Regions from separate parts of the Homo sapiens genome. Here region 1 is linked to region 2. Evidence: read pairs that join two places in POLR2A ChIA-PET (ENCODE). Cell type or tissue: PC-9. All regions are shown on one strand. Each heading gives the region's core, and the rest is flanking DNA. Links, peaks and the distances in the headings are about the cores only.

What was found. ChIA-PET counts read pairs that join two places held together with the same protein. Peaks named below come from ENCODE experiments on the same cell type or tissue, not always from the same donor. Only the 100,000 strongest peaks of a DNase experiment are listed, where the experiment ranks them.
Region 1: POLR2A ChIA-PET joins it to region 2 with 5 read pairs; 2 of 35 experiments call an interaction of 5 or more read pairs at or near these places.

Annotation. Positions count from the first base shown.
Region 1 is chr5:38,642,717-38,659,528 of GRCh38, forward strand. It overlaps LIFR-AS1 (LIFR antisense RNA 1), which reads left to right. Exons shown (of 9, transcript NR_103554.1): 4 at 1,634-1,729; 5 at 3,916-3,998; 6 at 4,517-4,719; 7 at 10,361-10,444; 8 at 11,149-11,236. Among named protein-coding and RNA genes, the nearest start is that of LINC01265, 69 kb to the right of the region's middle. In PC-9, for the core only: no CTCF peak of the experiment used is centred there; no DNase peak of the experiment used is centred there; H3K4me3 peaks cover 1,409 bases; H3K27ac peaks cover 449 bases.
Region 2 is chr5:38,526,003-38,528,502 of GRCh38, forward strand. LIFR (LIF receptor subunit alpha) reads right to left here. Exons shown (of 20, transcript NM_001127671.2): 4 at 1,153-1,292. Among named protein-coding and RNA genes, the nearest start is that of LIFR, 29 kb to the right of the region's middle. In PC-9, for the core only: no CTCF peak of the experiment used is centred there; no DNase peak of the experiment used is centred there.

The DNA of each region.
Region 1 (16,812 bases), core at 7,241-9,740, 120 kb after region 2:
GCCATGTCCCACTCTCCTGCTTCCCAGGGCTTATTCTGGTGTGGGCCTGGCTCTGGGGAAAGATTCACACCTGGGCAGGAAGGACAAGGTGGAGAGAGGGCAGAGAAGGAAATGAGCTCCCTGACCCAGGACCTGGCCTGCTATAATTTTTGGCTCAAATAGAGTGGGTTGTTATTGGACTAACCACGAATTTGGGCCTGCTTCAGTGATTTCTGAGAGATGAGAGGAAGTAGTGAAAACTCAGTGTTCACTCCAGCCTGGACAGGTATCCTTAGGGCCAGGCCAAATTCTGTTTTAGAAAAGGGAGATTAACTATGTGAGGAAGTCCCAGGGTTGGCATCCTGGTTCTGTCATTTAGGGGGCCCTGGGTCCTTGGGCAAGTAGCTCGGCTCGTCTCCTCACACCACCTTTCTGTGTCCTGCCAAGGTTGTTGTGTGTGAGGATGAAAGGAGACAATGAGTATAATGCATCATGCCTGGGACATGGGAGGCACCCAGTCAATGGAAGCTATGACTAGAAGGTCTGAACAAGGAGTGGCAGCGAATGGTAGGAATTGTAGGACTTTCTCCTCAGTTCAGCTAAAAACTGGGTCCTTGTCACATGACCAGTTAGGCACGCAGACACTTCGAAGGGTGATGGGGTTATGAAATTTATTGGGCGAAAAGGAAAAAGACTCTCAGCAAAGTGAGAGGGGTTCCTGTTAACAGGCCCCCATCTCACAGATTGAATTCCAGGTTACCACACAGGAACAGGAGGGCCAGGCTCCTCCTTCCTGCAAACGGGGTCAATTTCCATGCCTCCATTCTGTTTTCCCAGTGCGCAGACCGATTGGAGATGCGATTCTCCGGGGACCGTTTATACTTGGCTGTCTCAGAATGGTCATTCACTGCACTGTCCATCTGTCCTGTGGCTTCCCAGGAGTTTAAGGAGTTTACTTAAAACCCTTTTCCTGGCTTTGCTCTGTTCTGCTGTTCAGTCTCCCATCAGCCTGGGCCTGCTTCTGCCTGCTGCCATTCTTATGCCAAGTCTTAATGTGCACTCGCTCCCTTCACGAGCACCTTTGAATTTCTAATCCTTTTGTCCCCACATCTCCTGCCTTGTCACTTTCCTCAAGGAAACAGGTTATAAAGCACTGGAATGGGGTGGAGACATTGTCTCCTTCATTCAGTTCAAAGTTCTTTTAAATCTTTGAGTGCCAGATCCCAGGAATTTCTTAGCCTACATTGGTGAAGGGATTGGCTCATGGATGCTTCGCTTGTTTCTGTAAGAAGCGAGTCTAGAATTTAGTCTCCTAAATGTGAAAGAGACAGCAAGAAGAATCATTCTATCAGGGCAGAGTGTAGGGAAACCCTAAGGCATAGTGCAGTAACCTGGAGCAAGTGGTCGCTGAAGATAGTTAGCACCCCTAAGCCAAGAGGGGCCGGGGAGGGACTGCCTGGCAGGGGGTGTGGTCTGCCATGGAGGGAGGCTGACAGCCTGGGTCCACCTTACTAGAGAGGAAAGAGGGGAAAAAATACCCTAGCCTCACTCTCCCCACTCCTCAGATCTGCCTGTGTTCCCTATGGGCTGAATCCCACAGGAGTTAGAGGGAATGGACCCCTGTGGCAATCCCTATGATCAGCCTTCCTCTCAGGTTGGAGAAGAATGAAGTGCACATCAACCAAACAGAAGAGAAGCAATTTGGAGGAGGAAAAAATCAGTTCTTCATGAAAGGATCACATTGATCTTGGTAAGTGTAAACTCTAGATGCCCATATGGTTTGGCTGTGTCCCCACCCAAATCTCATCTTGAATTGTAGTTCCCATAATCTCCATGTGTTTTGGGAGGGGCCCCATGGGAGGTAATTGAATCCTGGGGGCAGTTATTCCCATGCTGCTGTTATCATGATAGTGAGTGAGTTATCATGAGATCTGATGGTTTTATAAGGAGCTTTTCCCCACTTGCTTGGCACTTCTCCTTGCTGCTGTCATGTGAAGAAGGACATGTTTGCTTCTCCTTCTGCCATGATTGTAAGTTTCCTGAGGCCTCACCATCCCTGCAGAACTGTGAGTCAATTAAACCTCTTTCCTTTATAAATTACCCAGTCTAGGGTATGTCCTTATAGCAACGTAAGAACAGACTAATACACCATGTCAGTGAGCCCTCACCCTCTGAACATACAATCTACTAATTCCTACTAATTTCTTTTGCAGAGTCTCTCCAGCAAAATATCAAATTTCCATTGTACAATTTCTTGTTTAAAGAGACTGTCAGTTGTTTATGACTATATTCAGAAATTTACAAATAAATAAACTAGAGTTATTACAACAAACAAAACACTGTTTGGCAAGTATATCAGTAAAGATTGCAACAATGAAATGACCAAAGTCACCTACCTAGTGAGCAAAGAGCCTTACTATGATATTTTTCCATGTGGCTTACCTCCCTCAGAAAAGCTGAGGTATATCAAGCACACCTACCCCTGATACCCTATTCTTTGTAACACCTCCATCCATGAATAAAGTGGACATAGAGTTCCCAGTCACTTCCTTTCCTGACATGCTCCCTTTTTCTTCGCAACCACTGTCAGGTCAACCAAAGCTTGCAATTTCTAGTTTTCCCATCTACTGGATTAACAATGAAGAGCATAGACTTTTCTCTGGCAGCATTTTTTCGCTGTGCTGATTGAAGGTTAAAAATCCTTGTATGGAAGCTTTTTGTAGGTTGGGTTTCCTGGAGACAGACCCTGAGACAGAGAGTTGCATGCAGAAGGTTTACTGGGGGAGTGTTGGGAGAAACAATGTCAGGAGCTGAGGAAGGCAGGATTGGACAAAGACAGAAGCTGATCCACAACATAGCTGCAATAGGAGTCTCAGCCCTTCCTGTGGGAAGCTTGGGAGCTGGGATGGCCTTTCAGAGATGTCCTAACTGAAGCAAATGTGCCAGCCTTTGTTTCTTCACATCAGTCAGTTTCCTCACAGTCAGATGGCCACTGGCCATCTCTGGGAGAGAGTGCAACCTTAAGTGAAGGAGTTCTCTGTAGCCAAGGGCAATTCCCAGTGAGCCATGTAGTCATGAATTGTCAGCAGCTGAGAGTCCCAGCAGCTGGAACATGAGTGCATTGCCTCTTAAGAGAGAACCCTGATAGAGCCCCATAGCATCCCCTCATCCCACATAGATCCTCTCAGGTTCCAGTGAGTCTTGTTCCTTATGAAAACTTGGACACTCCAGTGGGATGAGCTCTAGCCTTGCTGCTGCAGCTGCCTTCACATTCGTAATGGAAGCTCATTGTCTTTATCCTCTACCACTCATTCTGGGTTTGTCTCACCCTCAGCCAGCACTTCCGTTGGTCTAGGTGGCTAGTCTGGGGGAGTGCCTAGACCCTCAGCCCTGGGGAATCTAAGGCCCTGGTTATCAGGTCCTTTTCAGGCTATGGCTGCTTTACCTGAATGTATACGCTAAATGTAGGCAGGGAAGAGCCACAAGACAGCACAGCCAAGGCCTTATGGGCAGGAAAGGCAAGCCCATGCCTAGGATAAGTATCAATCCTAGTCAAGATGAATTGTTCCTCCATCTAGGATTGAAAAGATTCAAACGGATTGATTTGGTACCAAAAGACTGGTTGCTTTCATTGAGTGAGGGTGCCATATTGGGAACCCATTACCCTTTGTTGCTGGCAGGTTGGATGGACACTCAGCAGCATCCATAGTTAAATCAGCTTTTGTGAGTGTGCTGTTGGGGCTATGCATGAGCCTTCATTTCTGCCATCATGGCTACTCTGCTCATGAATCCACTGTGTAAGCACTGGGGTGGAAAAGAAAAGAGGCTGCCTGATGTCTACTAGCCAAGTCAGTTTGTTATTTAGCGCCTCTTCTGCAGTATATGCTATCTGGTGGGCATTAACAAAATCTTCACAATTTGTGTGCACCCCCATAGGTTCATCCCAGTGCCTCCTCTGCAGACAATCTTGTCCTCAGTCTTTCAATTGTTTTCTTCCCATGCCCTGACAAGCGAACCAGGTAATTGGCTGCATACCCTGTCTCCAAGGACCATACCAACTCTCTTAGGTTTGGTAGCATGGAAACCAGACTCTGAGACAGAGAGTTGTAGGCAGAGGTTTATTTTGGATAGCACTCATGAGATACAACTTTAGGGAATTGAGGGAAGCAGGATTGGAAAGGGGACAAATTGAATGGGGTTTGACTTCTTTATCCTCATGTCAGTCATCGGCCCCAGGCTGCCCCAGGCAGGAGCTCATAATCTTGAATAAGACATAGCTTCAGCTTAGATGGCAATTTCTAGTAAGGGACATAGCTATGTATTGTCAACAAACAATATTTTCAATAGCTGGGAAATGGTTGTGTCAGCCCTGAAGAAGTGATCTAGGTAGTATACCACAGTATCCACTATAATGTTATATTATCAATTTTTTTTTTCCAATTCTGGTTCAGGTTTTATCTATCGCTGTGTAAGAAACTACCCAAAATTTAGTGACTTGAAACAATAATAAACAATTATTATTTTGCACTTTTTGTAGATCAGGAATTTAGGAGCAGCTTACCTAATGGCACCTGGTTACCTAATGGCACCCTCAACAGCTTACCTAATGGCACCCTCACTTGGTTCTGGCTCCGGGCCTCTCACAAGATTGTACACATGATGATGGCCAAGTTTGCAGTCATCTGAAGTCTTGACTGGAGCTGGAGACTACATTTCCAAGATGGCTCACTCATATTGCTAGTAAGTTGGTGGTGTCTGTTGGCAAGAAACCCCAATTCCTGGTCATATGAATCTTTCCATAGGGCTGTGATGAGAGTCCTCATAACAGGGCAGCTGGTTTACCCCTAAGCAAATAATCCAAGAGAGAGAAACGCAGAAGCCACAATGTCTTTTGTGACCCAACCTTGGGAGCCACATACCATCATTTCTACAATGTCCTGTTGCTTATGCATGTTGGCACTATTCATTGTGGGAAGAGACTACACAAGGACATGGATACCGGAAGGAAGCGACCACTGGGGTCATCTTGGAGACTGGCTACCACAAGATGTTTGACAGATCTAGAAGTCTTGAACCAAAGGTCGTTTTGTCAAATGCTCTTGTCATTTTGATAATAAACTCAGTGTCTTAGAGGTGCTAACAAAAAGGTTATATGTACCCAGAAATTGAAAGCGGCTGGAATTCAACTTCTTGAGTGCCATCATGTTTTTTTCCTGCTACATGGTTTAATAAAGTACATATAACTGTGTTTCTATAAAGCCGTCCATCACTGCAGTAATCTCCCATTACAGCAGATTTTGCCACAAATTTAAAAGATATTATTTCTTACCCTAGAAATAGTTTGCAAAATCATGTCATTGTGCTCAAGGAGCTTGTACCATGAAATTGCAACCTTTCTGATTTCTCACATTTTCCAGGATTCTATAGAGAAGCTTACATGTCACCATCTGGGAGATCTTTATGATTACTTTACCCTTTTATTCAGGATGAGTTATCTAAGTTTATGATTGGTAATTATACTTATGAGCAGTGATTAAGCTCTGCCAGCCAGCTGAACTTTGCCTGAAGGGCACTGCAAAGAAAGAAAAATACATAGGTCTTGCTCTTAAAGACATTAGTATCTTGTGAAAGCAAAAGCACAAATCCATTGTGAGCCCATAAGAACTATGCAGATGGCTTGGTGTGGTGACTCATGCCTGTAATCCCAGTACTTTGGGAGGCCGAGGCTGGTGGATCACCTGAAATCAGGAGTTCGAGACCAACCTGGCCAACATGGTGGAACCTCATCTCTACTAAAAACACAAAAAATAGCTGGGGGTGGTGGCAGGCACCTGTAATCCCAGCTACTCAGAAGGCTGAGGCAGGAGAATCACTTTGAACCCGGCAGGCAGAAGTTGCAGTGAGCCAAGACCACGCCATTGCACTCCAGCCTGGGCAACAAAAGCTAATTCCGTCTCAAAAGAAAAAAAAAAGAACTACGCAGCTGTAGCAACTAAATGGGAAGCTTCCATGGGAATGAAATCTTAGCAAAGCTCTCCTGGCCTCTATCTCTCAGCAAAAGCAACCCGATTTGAAAATAGAAGAGCAAATCTCTCAGCTAGCTTCATGTCAGGGATGGACTGGAGGAGAGGAGAGGAGGGGCCAGTCTTTGCTGCTTGTCACCTTAGTGGCCTGGAGGAGTCAACATCAGCTATAAATAGAATGCTGCCTCCATGACGCCCTCTCTACCCACCAGATCACACCACATCCCCTTGACTGAGGGATGCCCTTTTGCCCAAGGCTGTAATTCATTTCCATGACTACCAGGAAGGTCAGAACAAACACATTTCTAACAACAGGAGCCACATTTATTTTGAAGATAGAAAATCAATATCCTTATTATGTGGAGGTATGTACATTGCTTTAGAAGCATTGTACTCAGGTCTGATAGAAAAAGTCTACGTGACTTGAACTTAGTTTACATGCTGAGCTTGGAATTGAAAGGGATGGTATCTTCCATTTATCCACTTAGTCATTCAACAAATTTATTGCTCATGATGGAACTGTGTTAGGCACAAAGAATCACCCAGAGCTTAACAGGATAAATAAATAGGGTGCCTGTCTTAAGGAACTCAAACAGGTGGGTAAACAGATAAATACAATACAAATTGATACATCCCATGATAGAAATATGCACTGAGCTTTGGGGGAAAATCTTGAATTCGATAGGCAAACAAGGGGAAGAAAGTGTGCTCTGAGCAAAGGCAGCAGCATTTTCTAAGACACAGAAACCAGAAAGAACGTGATTTGTTCAGTTAATTACTATGGCTAGAATTTCAAGAATTTATGGGGAAGGGATACTAGATGGGCTTGACATGGGTCTGTCAGGACAGGTGTAGGAAGCCCTACTTAAGAGGTGAGATTTACTCTGAAGGTAACTGAGAACTTCTGGAGAACCTTATGGAGAGTGTAATGATTAGGTTTGTGCGCCCCCCCATCCCCCCATCCCCCCCCCAGAAAACACTCTGGAAATGCAAAAAGTACAAGAATGGATGAGAATAAATCCCTAGGGAACTCCTGCATTTATGGGGAAACAGAGCCAAGAAGAGGACTTAGAAGTGGAAGCCACAGAAGTAAGAAGAAACCCGAGAGGGTAGTTTTATGGATTCAAGAAATAGGAAGAGACAAGAGTGCCCAAGGCCACAGAGCCCAAGAAAGGAAAGGATTGGGCTGGGTGCGGTTGCTCACACCTGTAATCCCAGCACTTTGGGAGGCCAAGGCGGGCGGGTCACCTGAAGTCAGGAGTTCAAGACCAGCCTGGCCAACATGGCGAAACCTCATCTCTACTAAAAATACAAAAATTATCCGGGCCTGGTGGCTTGTGCCTATAATCCCAGCTACTCGGGAGGCTGAGGCAGGAGAATTGCTTGAACCCAGGAGGCGGAGGTTGCAGTGAGCCGAGATCCTGCCACTGCACTCCAGCCTGGGCAACAGAGCAAGACTCCATCTCAAAAAAAAGGAAAAAAAAAAAAAAAGAAAGGCAAGAATTGAAGTGTGTTCATTGGATGAGCAACGAGGAAGGAATAAGAGCCTCAGGGGGAAAACTTTCTGTGAAGCAGGAGAGGCAAATGCAGGTAAGGAAGAAATGAGGAAGAGGAAGAGGAGACAGCAAGTGCCACCTTTTCTAAGATCCTGACTCTGAAGAAAAGAAAGTCTCTCTTTAGATGAAAATATGTACTTGAGAGGTTTTGTTTTCATTTTTTTTTAAAGATGGAGATTTGAGAACATTCCTGTGTGAGTGGAAGATACAGGAAAGAGTGTGGGTGATTACAGGAGCAAATTTCCAGAGATGTGGAAAGGAAGAGATCTAAAGCATGGGTGGAGAGCCTTGCCTGAGACTGGAGGAAGGACCCCTCTTCCGTTGCCCAATGAGAGCCGCCGGGCTTGGGGGAGGGGGAGGGGGAGGGGGAACGAATGCAGGTGAGGGAACAGGCTGCGTGGTGCTGCAGTGGGGGTGCTTTTGTTCTCACATCGTTGTCTGTAAGGTAGGGGGTAAAGTCCTCCCCTGGGTGTGCAAGGAAGTTGTGGATGAGCTTGAAGACATTGAGACAGGTAGGAAAGTTTGAAACAGACACTGTGGAGAATGAAAGAAGCTGTCCAGGAAAACCTGGAAGAATTCTCGTCTTAAGATGAGGTCTCCTTTCTTCAAATACAAGAAGGAAAGAGAAAGTTTGATTCCTTTAGATTCTGTGATGTTAGGCAATGTAGGTAACTTCCCAGGCTTTCTTCTTCCTTGTACGAATTGTTTCAACTTTCAGTTCTGTTTCTTTTCTACTCCTTAATAAAAAGAAAAAAAGAACTATACATCAGCTAACCGGCAGTGTGTCACGACCGAGGAGAGATGGCACTTCCTCTCTACGTGCCTGTAAAAACAAAGTGACTCAGCTTCTGGTATATTAATTAGAGACCAGTTTACTTCCATGGAAATAGAGTCTATTGTACCATCTTTATATATTTAAACCTTTAGTGACAACAACTTTTGGAATGCATCCAGAGCAAAACGCTGGAGAGGCTCTTAATGTACAACTCTTGTTTTCCAAAGTAGACAGTTCCATTCAACTCAATCAGCTGTTCGTGAAGCACCATCTATGCGCCTATAAGGATCTTGTATTATAAAATCTAGATTGAATGCTCCAGTTTTGTTTAGGGCACAAATAACAACTTTATGCCATTTTGTGCCTCATTTGTGGAAAATATTATGATCACAGTCATGGCATAATTCTTAAAAATTTAACTTTGATCATTCTTCCTTTTAGAATTCTTCCATGATTAAAACAAAACAAAACAAACCTCAAACCCTCCTCTAGCTGACACTGCTCTCTTCGACCAGTGCTCCCAAGAGTGAAATGAGGAGAGGCTTAAACACGAAATCAGTGCATGAGAATGGAGAAGAAAATAATAAACTTAAATCCCCAAACCAATTATTTCTCAGAAACAAAGCCTGTGTCTCTTTTGCTTGCTTTTATTTCTGAGAACACAGAATCCCTGGGCTTGTTGCAAGGGCCATTCCCACTGAGCTCTCAGGAAACTACCACAGCCATTACTGGTTCATGTGGGGAGCCTGACTCCCCGGCATGGTGGAGTACAAAATCCCAGTACTTAGAATAGTGCCTGGCACAAGGAGGGGCTCAATAAGTATTTTCTGAATTAATTAAATAATTCAATATAGAGGTCTCGTGTTGATTCTCTTTTCACAATCATGCATTCCCAGAATATCAGGATGGGTAGCGGCCCGGATTCCTGAACATCTGAAAACCACAAAGTTCCCAGCTCAGATGGTGGAATGATGCTTTCTCTTTCGTTAGACTCATGGCTAAGAGTGTGACATTTGTTATTATTCCTGCCTGTTCCAAATGAGGCTGAAGAGACCTTGGAGGGGTTGTTGTCCCTTTCATTCTCATGAGATGAACAGTTGTTTTCGGTAATGTCAATGGTGTCGCAGAATCATGTATTTGCAGGCTAAAAGATCATCTGCTTAAGCCAATTTCACAATAATAGAATCTTTTGAGCCACTTTTAAACAGAGTGTAACCTGTCGAATCCATATATATTTCCAAAATCAAATCATGCTAGCTCTTATTAGAATAATCATATGCCTTATTTTTCAAATGGGATACTCAGATACTGAAAGGGAAAGCTGTTGATAATTACACAAGACAAAATGCATAAATTGAGACTATCCTAGGAAAACCAGAGTGAATATATGATTATTCATAAGCAATTGATTTACAGGATATTTAAAAACATGAGGTCCACGGAGAGAGAAATAATTGACAAGGGTGAGAAGCTTTTAAGGAGTTTTTCTTCTTTAGCTATTGGACAAAGTTTTTCATAAAGTATCTCTTGTTGGAAAGACCAGTCCTCAATCACTGTTGGGAACCTATTTTGACTTCAACAAACTCCTCGATATTGACATTCACATATTCTTACCACATCCAGCCTGCATGCTACATGTGAAGACTTACAGATGCCAGCAATCATCAATTCAGAACAACCTTTGTTTTTTCCTGAGCTAAATAAGTCCAAGACCTTTATACCACCTTCCTTTTTTTCTTATTTTTTAATCTTTTAATCAGACTTTTTAGTCTTCTTTGTGCCTTTTGTAAGTTCTCTCTGGGTCCCACTAATATTTGATATCCAGAATCACACCTAACATTATAGGAAGGATCTGGTTGGTGCTATTTCTACTCTACCATAGCTGTGAAAATTACCTTGCAAAGAGAATGCAGCACTTGATACTCTAACAACAATTATAGGTCAATATCAGGCCATGAACATTCTGTTAAGAACTGAAAACATCTTAGAAGCACCTGTTAAGCTTCTATCTCACTATTGTCTTTTAGAAGCAATTACAGCTCACTGCAGCCTTGACCTCCCAGGCTCAAGCAAGCCTCCTGCCTCAGCCTCCCAAGTAGTTGGGACTACAGGTATGTGCCACTACACCTAGCTAATTATTTTTTATTTTTGGCAGAGATGGGGGTCTCACCATGTTGCTCAGGCTGGTCTTGAGCTCCTGGCCTCAGGCAATCCTCCTGCCTCAGCCTCCTAAAGTGTTGGGATTACAGATGTGAGCCACCATGCCTGGCTTAACTGCTTATTATTAAACTTTTAAGTTACCATTCTTATCATTTGTGGTAAGGAGTTACCACAATGACCTCCAGTTTATCTTGTCTAAGGATTAGATATAAATGAGTTTTCTAATTTTGTGATTGTAGAGTGCTCCTTTCATAAGCGTTTGGTATGAAGAAAGCAGTTAGCAGACATTTGAATGTCACAAGGTTGAGAATGTGGGGATTGCATTGTGCTGGGGACAAACAGTGCCCAAAAGGCACACTTGCCAAGAAGAACACACTGATCTTTGAATGCGTGCATTGTACCCTCCTTGATTCTTGCTTGGCTGACCCAGGTACACAAACTCCAAGACTGGCAGGGCCTAAAGGGCCCCTCATTGGCAAATGAAATCCCCCCTTGTTCCAGGTGACAGGACTAGGCAGCAGTTTCTTCCAGTCCAGACAAACCTTCCTGAAAATGGAACATTGTGTCTCTACACATCATTTTGGTTTTAGTGAAGTCTGTGCCTCTCATCTGGTATGATTCCTTCCAAAAAGCAAGCACTATTCCTGTCTTCCAGATCTTTTTCAATGCAGAAGCTTAAAGAAGACACTAAAAAATGTGTTTAAGATCTCTTTAAACTGAAGTCTTCTGAACAAGTGAAGCAGGTATGTCACATTTTAATTCAAGCTGAAACAAGCCATTGAAGATTGAATCTTACCTCCTTTTACAAAGTAGATGGGTTCCAAAAACATTTGGGAGAGTTGAACTACCATATAAGGCCAAGGAATTTGTCATTTAAATGACCCTGTAGATGTCTTTTAGTAAAAGGAAGAATTTCTCTTTCTACTTTTACCTCATCCCCTTTCCTTTCTTTGATGTTTTGTATATCATATTTTCCAATATTGGGCTATGCAAAGTGAAAAATATTTTTAATGTTCCTAAGTCTGCAATTTATACTAAAGATAATTACTGTTATGCAAAAGGATGTGGAGGTATTTATGTCTTTTACACAGACCCTCCTTAGAAGACATTTATCTTCTTCCCTACCTGCCATCCTTTCTTCCCACACTCAATTCAAATGGAAGGTTGACCTTTTCAGGAGGCAAGATCATTATTCCAAAATCAGTGAAGTAATCATCATTTTCCTGGTGTGCCTTCTCTGCCATTCTTAGCTTTTGTGAGCAGAGCCCTGAAAACCAGGCTTTGCTTTGTCAGTCACACAGACAGAAAGTACATTTAGTCCTTTCATAGACCTATAGCTTATTGCAGACAGCAGGAACGACCCCAGATCTTGTTGGAAACAGCAACATAGAAATAGAAATCTATGGGATATGGCTTCCCTCTGTAGAGTTTTAAAATGAAGCCAAGAAGAAACAAGGTTCATATTTAAGGAGAATATTACCTCAAGGAACTCAACCCCACCTTAAAAAAATATCTAGTATTCATTTGACAAGAAATTAGCAGTTACAAGGAAGATCTAGCAAATGATGGTGGCTTTTCATTGTACATTCTTTCTTTTTCTTTTCTTTTCTTTTATTTTTTATTTTATTTTTTTTTTGAGGTGGAGTTTTGCTCTTGTTGCCCAGGCTGGAGTCCAATAGCATGATCTTGGTTCACCGCAACCTCCGCCTCCTGGGTTCAAGCGATTCTCCTGCCTCAGCCCCCCAAGTAGCTGGGATTACAGGCATGCACCACCACGCCCAGCTAATTTTGTATTTTTAGGAGAGATGGGGTTTCCCCACGTTGGTCAGGCTGGTCTCAAACTCCCAACCTCAGGTGATCCGCCCGCCTTGGCCTCCCAAAGTGCTGGGATTACAGGCATGAGCCACCACACCCAGCCCTTCATTGTACATTGTTAATACTATATTCACAGACCTGGTCCAGGGAGTCTCCCCAGCCTGAGTGAGCCAGAGCCACAGGCACTTCTGTGTTTGCCTGGAAAACGCACTGCTTTTTTTTTTTTCCTTTTATTCATTTCCTCCCTTCCTCCCTTCCTCCCTTCCTCCCTTCCTTCCTTCCCTCCCTCCCTCTCTCCTTCCCCATTCCTTCCCTCCCTTCTTTCCCTTTCTTCTTTCCATCTCTCCTTCTTCACATTTTTTTTGAAGAGAAAATTGTGGTGATAGGCAGTGAACAGAAGGGAGCTACCATCCCTGTAAAAACTTCTACTGATGTGGCCCACTGAAAGCTTGCCAAACTCTGTGGAGGCCAGCCAATGCCAAAGTTATAGATTGGTTCCTTTTATTTTCTCTAAAATAAAAATACCTAAAAGCCAGCAAACAAATCCCTTATATATGAGATGCAATGTTTTGCAGATCATGGGAGGTGGATAAAATTGGCTGAAGATTTATAGCATCTGTTGTTCACTTGTCAAGCTCCCATGTGCCCATATGACCTTCCCAATTTTGGTTTGGGAATCCATATAGTTCCAGAGAAGCTAGACTGAGTTAATCAGTTGATCCATACTTCTTTCTATGGAATGGTTACGGCTGAACGTGTGACCTTAACTAGTTCAAGCAAGTGATTCTCAGGACCTTTGCTGGGGATGCTGGGACAATGATACCCCTTAGTCTAGGTGTGAATGATGATGCACGTATTGTCCCAAGAGCTGCTAGCAGCCATCCGTGACCAACGGAATTACGAGATTAAGCCAATTTCATGGCAAGTAAAGCAGAGAGACAGAAAGAAATCAGGTCTTTGAGCCACTGGATTGAGCTTCACTGGAAACCACATCTACAAATAGATTTTTCAGTTGTGTTGAGTCAGTAATTCCTTTTATTGTTTAAGCTGAGTTGAGTTGGAGTTTCTGGTATATACAACCCAAAGATTATTAATTTGGATAAGCCACGTCTTTGACTAAAAGAGCCAATATGCGTGTGTTTGGCAGGCAGGGTGGGGGGATGACATACACACACAGAAAGAGCTCTTAATCTATTCACGATCCATTATACCTTTCTTTGGAGGACATACAGTGTATAAGATGTACTCTTGGTTGCAAGTGAAACTATTAGAAAATAATATGTTAGAACATATATAATATATATTAGAAAATAATCTATAAATTACATTCAGTGGTTAAAAGAAATAAGTTTTCAAATAAGAAGAAATCAATTAAAAAGGATGAGAGGCTTCATGGAGGAGGTGAGATTTAGGCAAGAACACGTAGGAGGTAGCTGGATGAAGGAGATCATCAAGCGAGCAACATGAGCCAAAAGGCTCTGGACTCTAAGACATCTTTAAAGTATTGTGACCCTCAAAGCCGCAACCCCCGTCACTTTGACTTTATATAGTATTCAGCATAGCTTCTGGTGATGAGATAATAATAAGCTGAAAGTGACCCTCTTTACTAAGAAAACCAATATAAGTCTCTTTGGCCATGCTTTATCACTTTCCCATATGCAAAAGTCTGGGTGAAATTCAACGGTCTAGTTGCTTTGCTCTCAGTTCCCTGCATAATTTCTGCCTCTGAGTTACAGGAAATTTCTGAAAAGCCATTTAGAGACAGATTGTAATATAATGCTCTTGAACATTTCACTCTAACAATCGATAAAGGCAGCACTCACTGCAGAAATAATCAAACACAGGATGGAATCTAATATGCACAAAGCTGATATTTTAACTAGACCCAAGAAGCCTTATGATTCTTTGCTCAAAGCTGTGGGCTGGTTAGTTTTCCTGCCTTTGTCTTATATTTTTATATACTTTCAAGAGCCAAGCTTTTTGAAGTAGCGTATAGGGATCTTATTCTATTTTAGTTGTTCAAGGTTGCAGTGAAGGTCAAATCTACATAAAAATAAGCATGCTGGCAACCTGCAAAGAATATCATATTCTAGGAAGAAATAAAATGACCATCATGACCCTGTATCCCCTGCCACTCCCTCCTCACTCTCCCCTTTTGACTCCTTAAGGAAAAAGGCTGAATGCTCATGGCCAGTATGTGCCAAGCAAATCAGGACTGCTTTCTTGAGAAGATAAGCTTTTCCAGTGAAAAGACATCCTGTAACTGTACTAAATCACAATAGGGTGGGGCATGGGGGAGATAGTGTGGAAACATTATTTTCATTCTATAATCTGGATTAAGAGCAAGATGAAAAGCGGCGTTTCCCATTCTTTCTCTTCTCACCATGATTATGTTCATCTTCTCTTTCTGGAACTATTGTCTCTGGATATGTCTCATGATCATCAGATCAACACCATCTATGAAGGATGCTTAATGTATCTTAAGTAATATTGAGTCATAAACAAAACATCCTTTGCATAAGATATCAAAAAAAGCATTCTCTCTATCATAATTGTTTTAATCTTTTGAAAATGTAAAAGAACTTATAGTAGCTAAAGAAATAGGATTGGCTGGGTGTGGTGACTCCTGCCTGTAATCTTAGCACTTTGGGAGGCTGAGGTGGGAGGATAGTTTGAGACCAGGAGTTTGAAACCAGCCTGGGCAACACAACAAGACCTCGTCTCTATACCAAATCAGAAAAATTAGCTAAGCATGGCGGTGCATGCCTTTAGTCCCAGCTACTTGGGAGGTTGAGGCAAGAGAATCTCTTGAGCTCAGGAGTTTGAGGGTGCAATGAGCCATAAATGGTGCTACTGCATTCTAGACTGGGCTGGGTGACAAAGAGAGACTCTGTCTCAGAAAAACAAAAAGAAAGAAAAGAAATAGGATACTTCAACTATTCTATAGCACTAGAAGCACTCAGAGGATTGGTGGGTAAAGGGATCTGGGTGTTGCCTTTAAGAAAAAGTTGGTGTTACGATGACTTATTAAATGAATGTCATTCTTTCCCTGACGCTACTCATTCCCACCATCTACCTACTCATATAATTATAACATTGGAAGAGAATAGTGAATTCAGATCTCTATGTATCTGAACTGGGATCAGGAAAGCTCAAAAGAGTATGATAGTGCAAAGACTTATTCCTTTGGGAGTGGGTTTTAAAGAAGTGTGATTTGCCCTAGTATATTAAAAGACCAGTGGCTCATCAGAAGTATTGAAGACATTAAAGGCTCAAGAATGGTCCAGGTAAGAGACCTTTTGTAAATCCTTACCACAGTTAATCAGAAATAGAATGCAAAGAATTACTACTCAACAAAAAAAGGAAATGAACTATTGATACTCAGTATAACATTGACAAATGTCAAAATAATTATGCTCAATGAAGCCAGACAAGAGTATATATCGCATAATTCCATGTATATAAATTTCTTGAAAATGCAAACTAATGTATAGTGACAGAATTTAGATCAATTGTTGTCTGGGGTAGGGAGCAAGTGTAGAGTCGGGAGGGAGAGATTACAATGAAGCAGGAGAAGACTTTTGGGGTTGAATCATATGTTCATTATATTAATTGTGGTGATCACTTCATAAGTATATTCAAATGTCAAAACCTATCAAATTGTATACCTTAACTTTATGCATTTTACTGTATGTCAATTTTACTGTATGTCAATCAACAGCTTAATAAAGAAGCTGTTTTTAAAATTCAGGAATTAAAAATAAATTATTAATAGATAACAGGGTGTGGGGAATTGACCAGGAGAGAAAAAAAGGCAACTAATTGACTGTTTTTCCCAGGGTCAGTCCAGACAATTTTACGAGTGTACATTCTTTTTCGGTTTCAATTTAGTGCCTCAAAAATGAGTTATTGTCCAGGTACTTTACTTTGTATCTCTAGAAAAGTGCTACACTTAAACCAAAACAAGTGGTTTATATTATAACCCTTTTTACTAATCTATTTTAAAATCTAAAGACATTCTTTTATTTTTACATGTATCATCATCACCTATGCCTCATCTACATATTAAGAATAGCTTATTTCTTAATACTTAATGCTTTCTATTTATTGCTAGGATTTTGGTGGAAGAGATTTTCCAACTCTTCATCCTCAAATAATACACATATAATAACAGTGGGTAACAGTGGAAAAATAAATGAGCACTAGGACTATTGATCGGGTTTTTTTTTTTTTTTTTTGAGACGGAGTCTTGTTCTGTTGCCCAGGCTGGAGTTGCAAGCTCTGCCTCCCGGGTTCACGCCATTCTCTTGCCTCAGCCTCCCAGGTGCCCGCCACCACGCCCGGCTAATTTTTTTGTATTTTTAGTAGAGACGGGGTTTCACCGTGTTAACCAGGATGGTCTCAATCTCCTGACCTCATGATCCACCTGCCTCGGCCTCCCAAAGTGCTGGGATTACAGGCATAAGCCATCGCGCCCGGCCCAATTGATCTGGTTTCTTAAAGA
Region 2 (2,500 bases), core at 1-2,500:
CAGTAATGGCCATAATTACAAGTACAAGGATTTTAAAAAGCCACTGCTCCCTTTCTTTTCTTTATAGCATATAGGGAAGTTTCCCCTAAGCTCCCATTAACTGCCATCTGCATTTCTTTGTGCTAAACAGACATGTGAGGACAATGTTAACTTGCTTTCTAGAAACTCAGATAGGGAAGAAATTTAATGAAAATCTTTTTTATTTTCTTCTAATGCTAATTCAGCTTTACCCATAATCTACGTGCTCCTGCTTCCTTAGGACATAAGAAGATAAGAGTATTCCCAGCTTTTTTTTACAGGACCCACATTCTGCTTCAGAATGACCCAAATTTTCAGGTGATTTTAAGAAATGCAGAAATTAAAAATCTTATGAAGAATTTTTCATGCTTACACATGGTAAGTACAAACTTTACTGTGTGTGTGTGTGTGTGTGTGTGTGTATATATATATATATAAAATCTTGTTTGCTTTATATAATTTAGAAAGCATCTTTAGATCCACAGACACTTAATTTTCATACTTTTATTTAGTAGCAAATTGTCAAGAGATCCAGATCCTCTAAAGGACAGCTATACATGCATTGCAGAGCTTCTCTTGCACACAGTAGGTGCTCAAAGATTTGCTGATGTATCCATCTCCTCCGTTCCTTACACTCACCTAATTTGCTTTTCAATTTTCTTATCCCAATACTGTTATTCTAATCATGATCAGGACCATTATTATTTATAATGCTACCAATACATTACATGATATGTAAAACACAATGAACTATTAATCGACTGAGTCTCCTACAGTCTGTCTTGATTTGCCTTTCTGATTCTAATACTGTCATTTTTCAGTAGCTTCCCAGATAAGACTACACCCTAGAGCAAGGGGCATCTGAGAAATTCTGGAAGGTACGCAGGAGTCAAGGGGGCTAAAGAAAGAGTATGGAACTGAGGGAAGGAGCCTGAATTCTGGGCTATTTTGACTGGCCAGAAGAAAAGTTTGCTTCCTTCTGATCTTGGCTACCATCTACAATTCATAGGGAGGTTGCTGAGTGAATTAAAAGTAATAGCATAACACATGAAATTCAAAAAACTAGAAAGCACCACAATACTAACAAGTGACACTTGACTTACTTTAAAATTGAGTTTGTTTTCAAATACTTACAAACGTTTTGTTCATTTAGTGTGAATTTACTTGTAGAACTTCCAAAATCATGTAGAGAATTTATTGTTATTTCATAATCACCATGTGAAAGAGCTGGAATTTTAATACTGGTTTTCTCCAACTGATAACAAGAACGGGACCTGTAATAAGAAATTGAATTTTAATTAGCAAATAAAATTAATAGTATAATTTTCATAAAAATTTGGTTAACACAAAATACAATGGAAAATACTTTATGCCCTCTTTGTTGCAAAAACATGATAGGTTGTACCGCATTTTAAGACTGAAAAAACAGATTGATAGTAACTTTACCAATGTGGGGGTAGGAAAAACAACCTCATTGTACCAAAAGTAGAATAAGCATAGATGACTCCAAACAGCTGGAGTTTTTGCATGCCTTTCAAAATCCCACCTCAACCTTCCCTTTGTAGGCTGACTTCCACTACTCACACTCCACCCCTTCACTGAGGGACCAGTGCATCACAGCGCTCCTCATGCTAGGATGATGTTCAACGGATGCTGATGAAGGAAATGAAACTGGCAACTCCCCTGCTCCTCTGCCTTGGCTCATGGTTTCTTCTTAACAGAACTTCCTCTTCAGTTCTGTTTTCAAAATGCTTCCAGTTCCCCTGGTATCTCTTAGGCAAAATGATATTTTCCTCTCTTGTTCCACAGCCCTTGATATCTCTCCAGAGCATGCTTATATTCCTTATACTGTTGTTCATATATGTTTCAAACTTCTTATACAAATGTTTACTTTACTGAAAGGACTTTCCATGCCTCTTGCATTCCTGCCCCCACCAACTACCCAGCCCCAGCCTTAGGGCTGGGTGCTTAGGACTCTGGACTTGAATGGGTCCAGCTCATCTCCTTCTAAACCTCTCACATGGTGAGGCTTCTTTAGGCATCAGCAATGCAAAAACACCTGAATTCTCCAAATCACGCCATCTCATACATTCAAGCCATTGTACTCAATATTCTTTCAGGGTAGAATGTCCTCCTATTCCTTTTCTGCTGAGAAAACTGACTGTGCCTACTCCAGAATTACACCTCCTCTGACAGCCTTTCTAGACATTCATACTCCTAGTGTCCACTCCCTTGCACAAAAACCACAGCCTTGCTACTATTTGTTTATTGTGACCTCCCAGGGGAGCAGGGGGCCAGAACTAACTTCCTCTCTGTTTGGCCTGTGGTGGGCATGTGTGCTCTTCAGCAAACTTTTCAGGCTCCCCCTTCTGGACTCACACTAAGACCGTCCTTCCCTGCCTCTCTGAAGCAAGGTATGGCCATGTGGCTTTATTTGGTGGCAGAAATCTGAGTGACAGTCTTATCTACCAGATCTGCACTG